Regions from separate parts of the Mus musculus genome. Here region 2 is linked to region 1. A link is a contact called in ENCODE Hi-C or POLR2A ChIA-PET data. All regions are on one chromosome and are shown on one strand. The core of a region is the stretch at or near the end of the contact, and the rest is flanking DNA. Distances in the headings are between cores, read along the strand shown.

What was found. Hi-C counts contacts between places; a loop is a spot of excess contacts on that map. ChIA-PET counts read pairs that join two places held with the same protein, here RNA polymerase II (POLR2A).
Region 2: a map of left cerebral cortex shows a loop between it and region 1 (2.0-fold over the local background). The contact joins the promoter of Kif1b here to the promoter of Pgd in region 1. A Hi-C loop is called at or near these places in 1 of 37 maps with a recorded cell type or tissue (left cerebral cortex). POLR2A ChIA-PET finds 5 or more read pairs at or near these places in 1 of 5 experiments (Patski).

The regions. Positions count from the first base shown.
Region 1 is chr4:149,164,040-149,168,586 of GRCm38, forward strand. Pgd (phosphogluconate dehydrogenase) reads right to left here and starts at 2,666. Exons shown (of 13, transcript NM_001081274.2): 1 at 2,548-2,666; 2 at 1,968-2,043; 3 at 1,011-1,190. The coding sequence starts at 2,555.
Region 2 is chr4:149,304,955-149,309,501 of GRCm38, forward strand. Kif1b (kinesin family member 1B) reads right to left here and starts at 2,779. Exons shown (of 49, transcript NM_001290995.1): 1 at 2,475-2,779.

The DNA of each region.
Region 1 (4,547 bases), core at 1,416-3,915:
CAAATCTGACTGAAATGTCCTTACGGTCCTAGAATTACGACCACCCAGGAATAGCTCCCTGTGGGCCACTACTGGCTCAGTGGGGAAAGCACTGTTGGACAAGCCCATGGCCCAAGCCTGAGGTGCTTGAGAGCCAAAGCAAAGACTGAAGAGAACTGACTCCACAGAGTCGTGCTCTGACCCCCACTTGCATGCTCCCATGACCCCACACTATAATAATAAAATAAAACCCTGGCCCAGTGGGAAGGCTCGGCAGGCAAAGGCACCTGCCATTAAGCCAGACAACCTGAGTTCTTTCCACAAACCACACGGTGGAGGTAGAGGGCCAACTCCGACAAAAAAAGTCCCCGTGACTTCCACATCCAATGTGTCATGCTTACCCCCACACAAATACTAAATATATATATATATATTTTAAATAAGGGCTGGAGAGATAGCTCAAGGGTTAAGAGCACTGGCTGGTCTTGCAGAGGACCTGAGTTCAATTCCTAGCATCCACATAGCAGCTCACAATTGCCCACTAACTCCAATTCCAAGGAGTCTGACTCTCTTCTTCTGGCCTCATCAGGCACTTCAGGTATGTGGTGCAGTTACACACTCAGGCAAACATTCATTTATATAAAATAAAATGAAAAAACAAACAAACAAACAAAAAAACAACAAAAAACCCCTCTCTACAGAGAACACAACTTGGCGGTGATGGCACGCACCTTCAATCCCAGCACTCAGGAAGCAGAGGCAGGGGGATCTCTATGAGTCTGAGCCGCCTGGTCTACAAAGTGAGTTCCAGGAAGGCCTAGGCTATACAGAGAAACCCTGTCTTGAAAAACTAAGAACAAACAAAACAAAAATACTATTCCATAAGTGCCTGTCAAGGCAACCAAGCCTGAAACACTCAAGCACTTTATCAGAACCCATCAGTCTGTACTCAGACACTGAAGACCACCATCTCAGAAGTGAGACAGTTAGAGGGATTTGCGGGCGGCATCCGAGAACCGAGCTGGCCTTACTAATTTCTCGATGAAATCATCCACGGCTTGCCCGGCCTTCACAAGCAGGATGACCCGGCGGGGCTTCTTTAGTTTGGAGACCATGTCCTTTAAGGACTGTGCACCAACCACCTTGGTGCCCTTCGCCTCGTTGGCCAAGAAGTCATCGACTTTGGAGACTGTCCTATTGAAAGCACAGACCTGGAAGGACAAAAGGCCTGTCAGAGGATCTGGCACACACATGACCCTCGGGTGGTAGATGCAGCAACAGAGAAACGTCTACTCTGTCCAAGGTCTAGCGAGAGCTGACCTGCCTTTTCTTTTTAAGTGCTAGGCAATCTCTGCAAAGTCCAGTCACAGCAGAGAGCCCAGGGAAAGGCGGTTGCCACTTGTTGCTTATCAGGTTGAGCCTGTCACTACTACCTGGGTCCTTTGTCCCTGGTAATCCTGGTGTCTAAGCCATGCTACTATTTAGAAAGAACATTCAGAGCCCACAGGCAGGAGGATCCTCTGACCCTGGACTCAGAAAGCTGAGATGAGAGGGCCCTGAGACTCCAGTGTGACAACACTGTGAGACAAGCTGCTGTCTACAAAGAAAAACAATCTCCATGTACCCCAAGTTTTCCTAGCTACAGCTTCCAAGATCTGGGTCCCTTTACATCTATGGTTTTCAACCTTCCTAACGCTGCGACCCTTTAATATAGCCCCTCGTGTTGTGATGACCCCCAATCATAAAACTATTTTCATAACTACGCAATAACTGTAATTTGCTAGTGTTATAAATCATAATGTTGAGAACCACTGCTTTTATATTTATTTCTATCCAAGGAGGCTCTTCCCTTAACTACAGAGGGAGCACGACTAAAGCAGAAATTCTTCTACAAAGACACCAAACAGTGCTTACTGAGTGATGCCTTGGGATCTCTGAAAAACAAATCACAGCTCTCAGCGGGAAGGCAACGTGTCCTCACTACTTACCACAAATCCATGATCATTCATGTTCAAAATTAAGTTCTGGCCCATGACAGCCAGTCCGATCAGTGCAATGTCAGCTCTGAAATGACAAAAAAAAAAAAAAACAATAAAGCAAACACAAAGAAAGGATATTAGTGTTACTTAGTGGCTTTTATTAGGACTGGCAGCCTGCACCCTTCTCGGCTCACACCATGCACCTAGGATCGACCGCACCCTGCACCCCACAGTTCCATGGAAGTTCCTTCTAAAGGGCGTCCGGGCACACGAAGCCACCCATGCCCTGCCCCTGGCCCTGCCCGTCGTTCCTTATGGCCTGGCCAGCACAAGGGGCGTGGGCCGTCCCCGACCCAGCGCGGCCTTCCTTCCCCGCGAGCCCGTCGCAGCCGCAAGCTCCCACGAAGGGGTGGCGGAGCTTGCGCTGGCCATGGCGGGGACCCTGAGGTGCAGGGGTCAGGGCTGCGCGAGGAGACCCAGGCGACCACCGGGGCTGAGGAGAACAGGGAGACAACTGAGCAGAGCCCCGCCATCACCACGCTCAGCCCCGGAAGTCTCCCGGGCCCGACTGCGCGTGTCGGTCACTCACTGGGCCATGGCGGAGGCAGACGAAGCAGAGTCGAGGAGGAAGAAACGCGAAGGACCGAGCGCTCCGAGGCAAGTACAGTGAAGTCCGGCTCCCGGCGCCTCGAGAGGCTTACAGAGACGCTGGCCAATCAGAAGACAGGGGTGGGCCGATGCCCCACGCTATTGGGTCTCTGCGGCGCCTGTTATACCACCTGAGGGCAAACGGACCCGCCCACCCCCGGGGCCCAGATCTGTAGAGCGCCGAGCAGTCGATGGCACCTCGAGCTGGAGAGGAGCGTTTAAAGGGCTTCTTCTAAGTGTTCTAGGAGCGTTTAAAGGGCTTCTTCTAAGTGTTCTAGCGGGACCTTGCACGATGCCTCCCGCTCGTGCGGAAGCTCGGGTCTGCAGCTCGGCGTGAAAGAGAAGACATTAAGGGCTTGGTGCAGCCCTTACCAAGCCCACTGGCGTTTTTGATCCATGGCTGCTGCTTCCCTTCACTGTCCCTCAACTCTGAGGCAGGAGTCAAGTCTGTCCTATCTGTGGGAACCTCAGTGTGTACCATTTTTGCAGGTCAAGAAACAGCGGTGCAAACTAAGACGAGACGGTCAGCAAGTAAAGAGCCAAGCGGGTGGAAGTGGAACCCACTCCGCAAAGTTGGCATCTGACCTCCACGTGCAGCAGTGGCGCGTGCGCCCACTCGCACAGAAAGAGAAAACGAAGCGGAGGAGAGGCTTGAGGGGTTTTGGGGGGGTGGTTTCATAATTATTTATTTTTTGTGTATTGGTTTGCCTGCATGTATGTCCGTGTACCTCGTGCGTGGCCGATACTCGGGGAGGCAAGACTGGAAGTGAGTTCTTCCTTGTGCTTGTAGCGGAACACAAGCACTCTTCTCTACCATTTCCTCAGCCCCACTACAGTTTCCGGCGCTGGAGGTCTGGGGTGCTGTTTCGCCCGCTGGTCAGACACTTTTAGTTTCAATTTACTTTTCCATTCAGACTCAGGTGTTGGTGCGCTGCTTTCTTTTTTCTTTTCTTTTTTTTTTTTTTTTTTTTTTTTTTTTTCGGGGGGCGGGATTTTTTCTCTGTGTAGCCCTGCCTGTCCTGGAACTCACTCAGTAGACCAGGCTAGCCTCGAACTCAGAAATCCGCCTGCCTCTGCCTCCGGAGTGCTGGGATTAAAGGCATGTACTACCACGCCTGGCTAGGTTCAGGTTCTTTCCATTGCCTACTCTCTCTCTAGGAGTGGCTATCATGTCCTTCAATGAATTCCTTTTATCTTTTGTAAGTTTTGCACACAGCACATAGACATAACGCTTGATGGTAAATGAAAAGACTGGCTTGCACCAGCTTCTTGAATTTTTTTCCCTCACTCCAGTACTACGAATCAAATCGTAGGTTTTGAGCATTCTAGACAAGTGCTTTGCCACTGAGCTATATCCCTTGCCTGGCCCTAAGTGACTTTCTGTTTCTCTCTGTGTCTGTATCTGTTTCTGATAAATGCCTAATGTCCCTACTCCTCCAGCCCCCTATAACCAACACACATTTATCCCAACTCTGAGCTGGTTAGACCATTATTTCCAAAACAAGGGTGGGAACAAGGGAGTACTAGGTAAGAGCTCCTGGAAGAGTCTTAAGAGTCAGCCCATTGTCTTATCAGGTACAAGGCTCGGGGGTGGACGAGCTTCCAGAAAAACCAGAAAAAAAAAAAAAAAAAAAAAGACAAGATCTCAGTCCACAGCCTTGGCTGTGGTTTTTAAATTTGCTGTGGTGTTGAATCTTGAACTTCTATATTAGTCAGGGTTCTCTAGAGTCACAGAGCTTATGGAATGTCTCTATATATTAAGGGAAATTATTGGAGTGACTTACAGTCTATAGTCCAACTAACCCAACAATGGGCAACTATGGATGGGAAGTCCAAGAATCTGGTAGTTGCTCAGTCCCACGAGGCTGGGTATTTTAGCTGGTCTTCTGTATAAGCTTGAATCCTGTGCTGGCAAGTAAAAGCAAGCAGGCAAAGAAGAGT
Region 2 (4,547 bases), core at 1,529-4,028, 140 kb after region 1:
CTATGCAGAGTCAAGAAATCTTTCCTCCATTTCAGATTTATAATCAGGACTAATTTGTTGTTGTTGTTGTTGTTGTTTGAGACAGGGTTTCTCTGTATAGCCCTGGCTATCCTGGAACTCACTCTGTTGACCAGGCTGGCCTCAAATTCAGAAATCTGCCTGCCGCTGCCTCCCAAGTGTTAGGATTAAAGGCGTGTGCCACCACTGCCCAGCAGGACTAATTTTTTTCAAAAGCTTAAATTATATTTAATCTCAGTTCTTTACATGTACTTAAAGCTACTCCTTATTTTGATATGGAATCATAAACAAACATTCTGTATTTTTTTAATATTAATTAATGTACTGCCAACACCACTAACTTTAGTCTTGAGAAACAGCTTAGCAGTTAAGAGCACTGTTTGCTCCTGAGGGGGACCCTGGTTCAGCTCCCAGCACCCACAGAGTGGCTCACAATCACCTGTCACTCCAAGTCCAGAGGATCCAACCCTCATCTCTCCTTGGAGGGCACCACACAAGCACACAGTGCATATACATATACATGCAAGCAAAACACTCATACACATAAAATAAACAAATTAAAAAAAAAAACAAAATTAGTGTCTGTTGAAAGTTCACTGAGATTGCCTAACGGTAAAAATTATAAAAAAAAAAAAAATAGTGTGCTGATTTTTCTTAGAAATAGAAAAACATTGGAATTTGTTTTTGTAGTTATTCTTAAGTAGACAGATAATTAAAATAGGGGGAAAAAAGAACTTACGCATTTAAAAAAGGGAGCATGGATCGTGGGAGTCTAGCTCATTAGTAGACAGCTTGTCTAACATGTCTAAGACCCGAGCTAGCGCTCCAACTCCCTCCCAAAAACAAATATATATAATAAATGAAGTTTAAATTAAAGGGCATAAAGAAGGCAGGAGTCACACCATCTCTCCAGATCCTGTGCAGGATCAAAGTCTAGGAAAACACATTTACAGGCTCTCTCTGAAGCCAGTTATTGATCATTTCTAAATCTACTTTAAAACATCAAGATGAGTAATCTTCAAAGTCTCTCCTCAAATAGAACATTAACAACTTCAATTACTTCATAATCAATATCAACTACCACGCTTCTCAAATGAGAACGCAAGCTAAAATTTGGTTATGACTAAGCCGAATCCACAAAATGCCAACCTTTAAGTCCAATATCCACTATAATATCACTTTTAAACAGTTATTCAAAGCTGAACACCACTTTTCTCTGGGTTGAGACAGGCACATCATGACACAAAGCAGCATGCTTAGTGTTGGCAGAACAGCTGCTTGGACCAGAGAGAGCTACATAAGCAAGAGATCTGTTGACAATCTAAATTAGGCTACCTCCAGATTCCACAAAGATGACAACCTGCATCCTCCGAGATACTGCTGCAAGTCTTCTCTGCTACCAGTTTATTCCACTTTCCCTAATCTCTGCACGAAGAGATACTATGCAAATCTATGCACGCCATGCAATACGCCAAGAGCCTCCAATATGGTAAAGTGGCCTTAAACATCAACAGGCCTTCGAGGGCCAAAGCAGCGGTGGATTGCGATGATAAGGACAGAAACACAGAATTTCACCCCAACAAGAATGGAATCTTCAAGCCAGTTTACCCTGAAGGCTCATATAGCAATTCACCAAAGAGAAAAAGTGATTTGGGAGCTCAATTTTGCATTTCCAGTCGGTGAGGGTTTGCGTTGCATGAACAATGACTAGCTTGCTCTGAGTGGCCTCCCAACCCCCACAACTTGGCTTCTGGTGCGGCCAGTCACCCTGAAAGCTGCCAGGGCTGTCACTCGGTGCCTACCAGCAACCGGACTTGGCTCCTAAAGGATTTGTCAGATCATCCTCCCAATATGGCTGCCAGAGTGATCCTGGTCGGCTGAACGTCGAGCCCACACCAGCCTTCCTCCCATCTGGCCAGCATCCAACAAGCCCCCTCCCTCTGCATCGCTTCCTCCGTCCAGCCCTTGCGCCCTCCGCTCTGTCGGATGCCCTTTCCTACCTTCATCGGGCTCAGGGGCATTGCCACATTCCCGGTTGGAACCCTGATGCCAACCACAATAGGGGGTGAGAGAGCAGATGAGGGGGGAGAGATCGGCTGGCTCCTCAGAGCTGCAATGTGCGCACATACGGCGGGACAGCGACCGATCTGCTGGCCCGCGGACAGAGCGGGGCCTGGCAGCCCAGGGGAAGCGGAGGGCTGGTGCAGGGCACTGCAGGGGACCGGCAGGCCGCTGGACCAAAGCCCGGCGCTCGCGGCCGGCCGGCCAGGTCTCTCCACGGAGGGCGAGGCTCCTCACCGCGGAGCCAGAGCCCCGGCCGGCCGCGCCGCTTCCTCGCTTTGCCCCCTCCAGGCCCGTCACCGGCCGGGAGTCCCTCCCGCGGGAGCGGCCCCCTACACCGGCGCCGCGGCACCACCGCCCACCTCGCCTCGGCCGCCCCACCTCAGCCTCCTCACCTCAGCCGCGCTGCGGACAGACGGGCGAGCCGGCCGAGTCAGAAGACGCCGAGGCGCGCAGGGGCGCGGGAGGCCGGGCACCGACGCACCTCAGCGCAGGCAGCGGCCGCCGCGAGCCGCAGGGCGCCGCTCCGCAGCCCCATCACGCGGCCGCCCAGCTCTGCATCGAGGATTGGCGGGAGGCCGGGGCGCGGCTGTGGATGCGGCGGAGGAACAGAGAGAAGCCCGGATCCGAGCTGTCGCCTCCCGGGACCACTGCCGTCTGACTACACCGCGACGCTGCTCGCCAAACTCCGCCCGAAGCCGCCGGCGCGGGACACCGCCCCGAGCTAGAGCGCCGAGCGTCACCTCGGCCCGCCCAGCAACCGAGACCGACGCGGAAGGTGACCAATCGCGATGAAGACCTTGAGACAGATGACCAATAGTAAAGCGTGGCTGGAAGAGGGGGCGGGAGGTGCCGGCGGAGCGACGGAGACACTCGAGCGCCCCCTGGTGGTACGGGAGCCGATGCGGGTGCGGGTGCGGGCGTGCCTGGTGGGCGAAGCCGGTGTCCAGAGTTCCCTCCCGGGTGACCCCCGGAAAGGTGTTAGTGGGTAGCAGCCGCGCCTGTGTAGCCGAATGACCCGCTTCGTAAGGGGACAAAAAGTGGCTCAGTGACCGGGCGGGACTGGACGGTCCAGATGCCATCCGGAGAGCTGGGATTATGTGGGAGCGGCCGAGTGTGGAGTCATTGTCCGTTTAGAAAAACAGCTCAAACGGTGAAGCCACCGAGCCCGGCGCGGTGGGAACGGAACCACGCTCAGGCATGAGTGTATCCAGCAGAAAGCTTCCTAGCCTATTCTTGTCGAACCCCAGCACAACACCTCCCACACGCCACCTTGGGAGAAAAGGAGGAATGAGTAATGGGAAAGCATGACTTAGTGGGCATTCAGCGTCTCCTTGGGAGATGGCGTGCTGGTGTGAGCACAGGAACAAAACGCTTTGTATCGCGCCCAGTGAATGGACTGAGCGGCCTGAGAGAGATGCCCCTAGAGGGGGTTACCAGGGCTCATAAGAACACAAAAGCTCTATGAGCCATGTTTTTTAAAAATCAGATTTAGGTTCAGCTCAAATGAAAAGCCCCACAGACGTTCATAAGCAGCTCAATTCAGTGCTTAGTAAAATATCACAATGACAACCTGCCAATCACACTGCATTTTAAGGTTAGAGGATGTGGTTTGGATTTATTAGCAGAAATTGAAAGTAAGATTTTTTTTTTTCTCTCAACCCTGACTTTAATACAGAATTACTGGGTAGAGAAAGGCCTACACACTAAAACGTGAGAATTAACTTTCTACACTAACGACTCTGGGCAATCACCATGCCACTGAAGTTCCAGACTCCCACTATTCCACATTCATTGGACACTTCTCATTGTGTTTATTTACTTGTTTGTTCTTGTTTGTTCAAGACAGAGGGTCTTGGTAGCTCAGGCTCTCCTGAAACTCACCAAGCAGACAAGGCTGTCTTGAAACCTACAGAGAGATCTGTCTACCTCTGCTTCCTGACTGCTGGGATTAAAGATCCGTACCACTAAGCCCAGCTCTCATTTTCTTTAGAATGTACACTCCACCTTCCCACAAAAGGAGTTGATGTCATTTATTCTGAAACACACACAGAATAGAATTGCTTAAAATATTAGGAGCAACGATTTGAGTGGAAGGTCAGCCTGGGCTACATAGAGAAACCCTGTCTTAAACAAACCTAGATGGCTTAGTGGGTAAAGTGCTTCCGATGAGCTGAGGATCCCAGTGCGGTGTCCAGAGCCCGTGTCCAGGTGGATGGAGAGTGCCTGATGAACACAGTCATCTTCTGACACAGACACACCTTACACCCCCACTGTACCATAACAATAAAGTTTAACAGACATCAATAAAATACCTAAAGCAAGAAGTTGGCATGGAAGTGTGGCTAAGTGGGGTGCGCTTGTTTAGCATGTGGGAAGCCCTGACTTCCGTTCTTGAAATGGAGGAGGAGGAAGAAGAGGAGGAGGAGGAAGGAAAGAGGAAGAGGAGCTGAATCATCAGGGGTAGA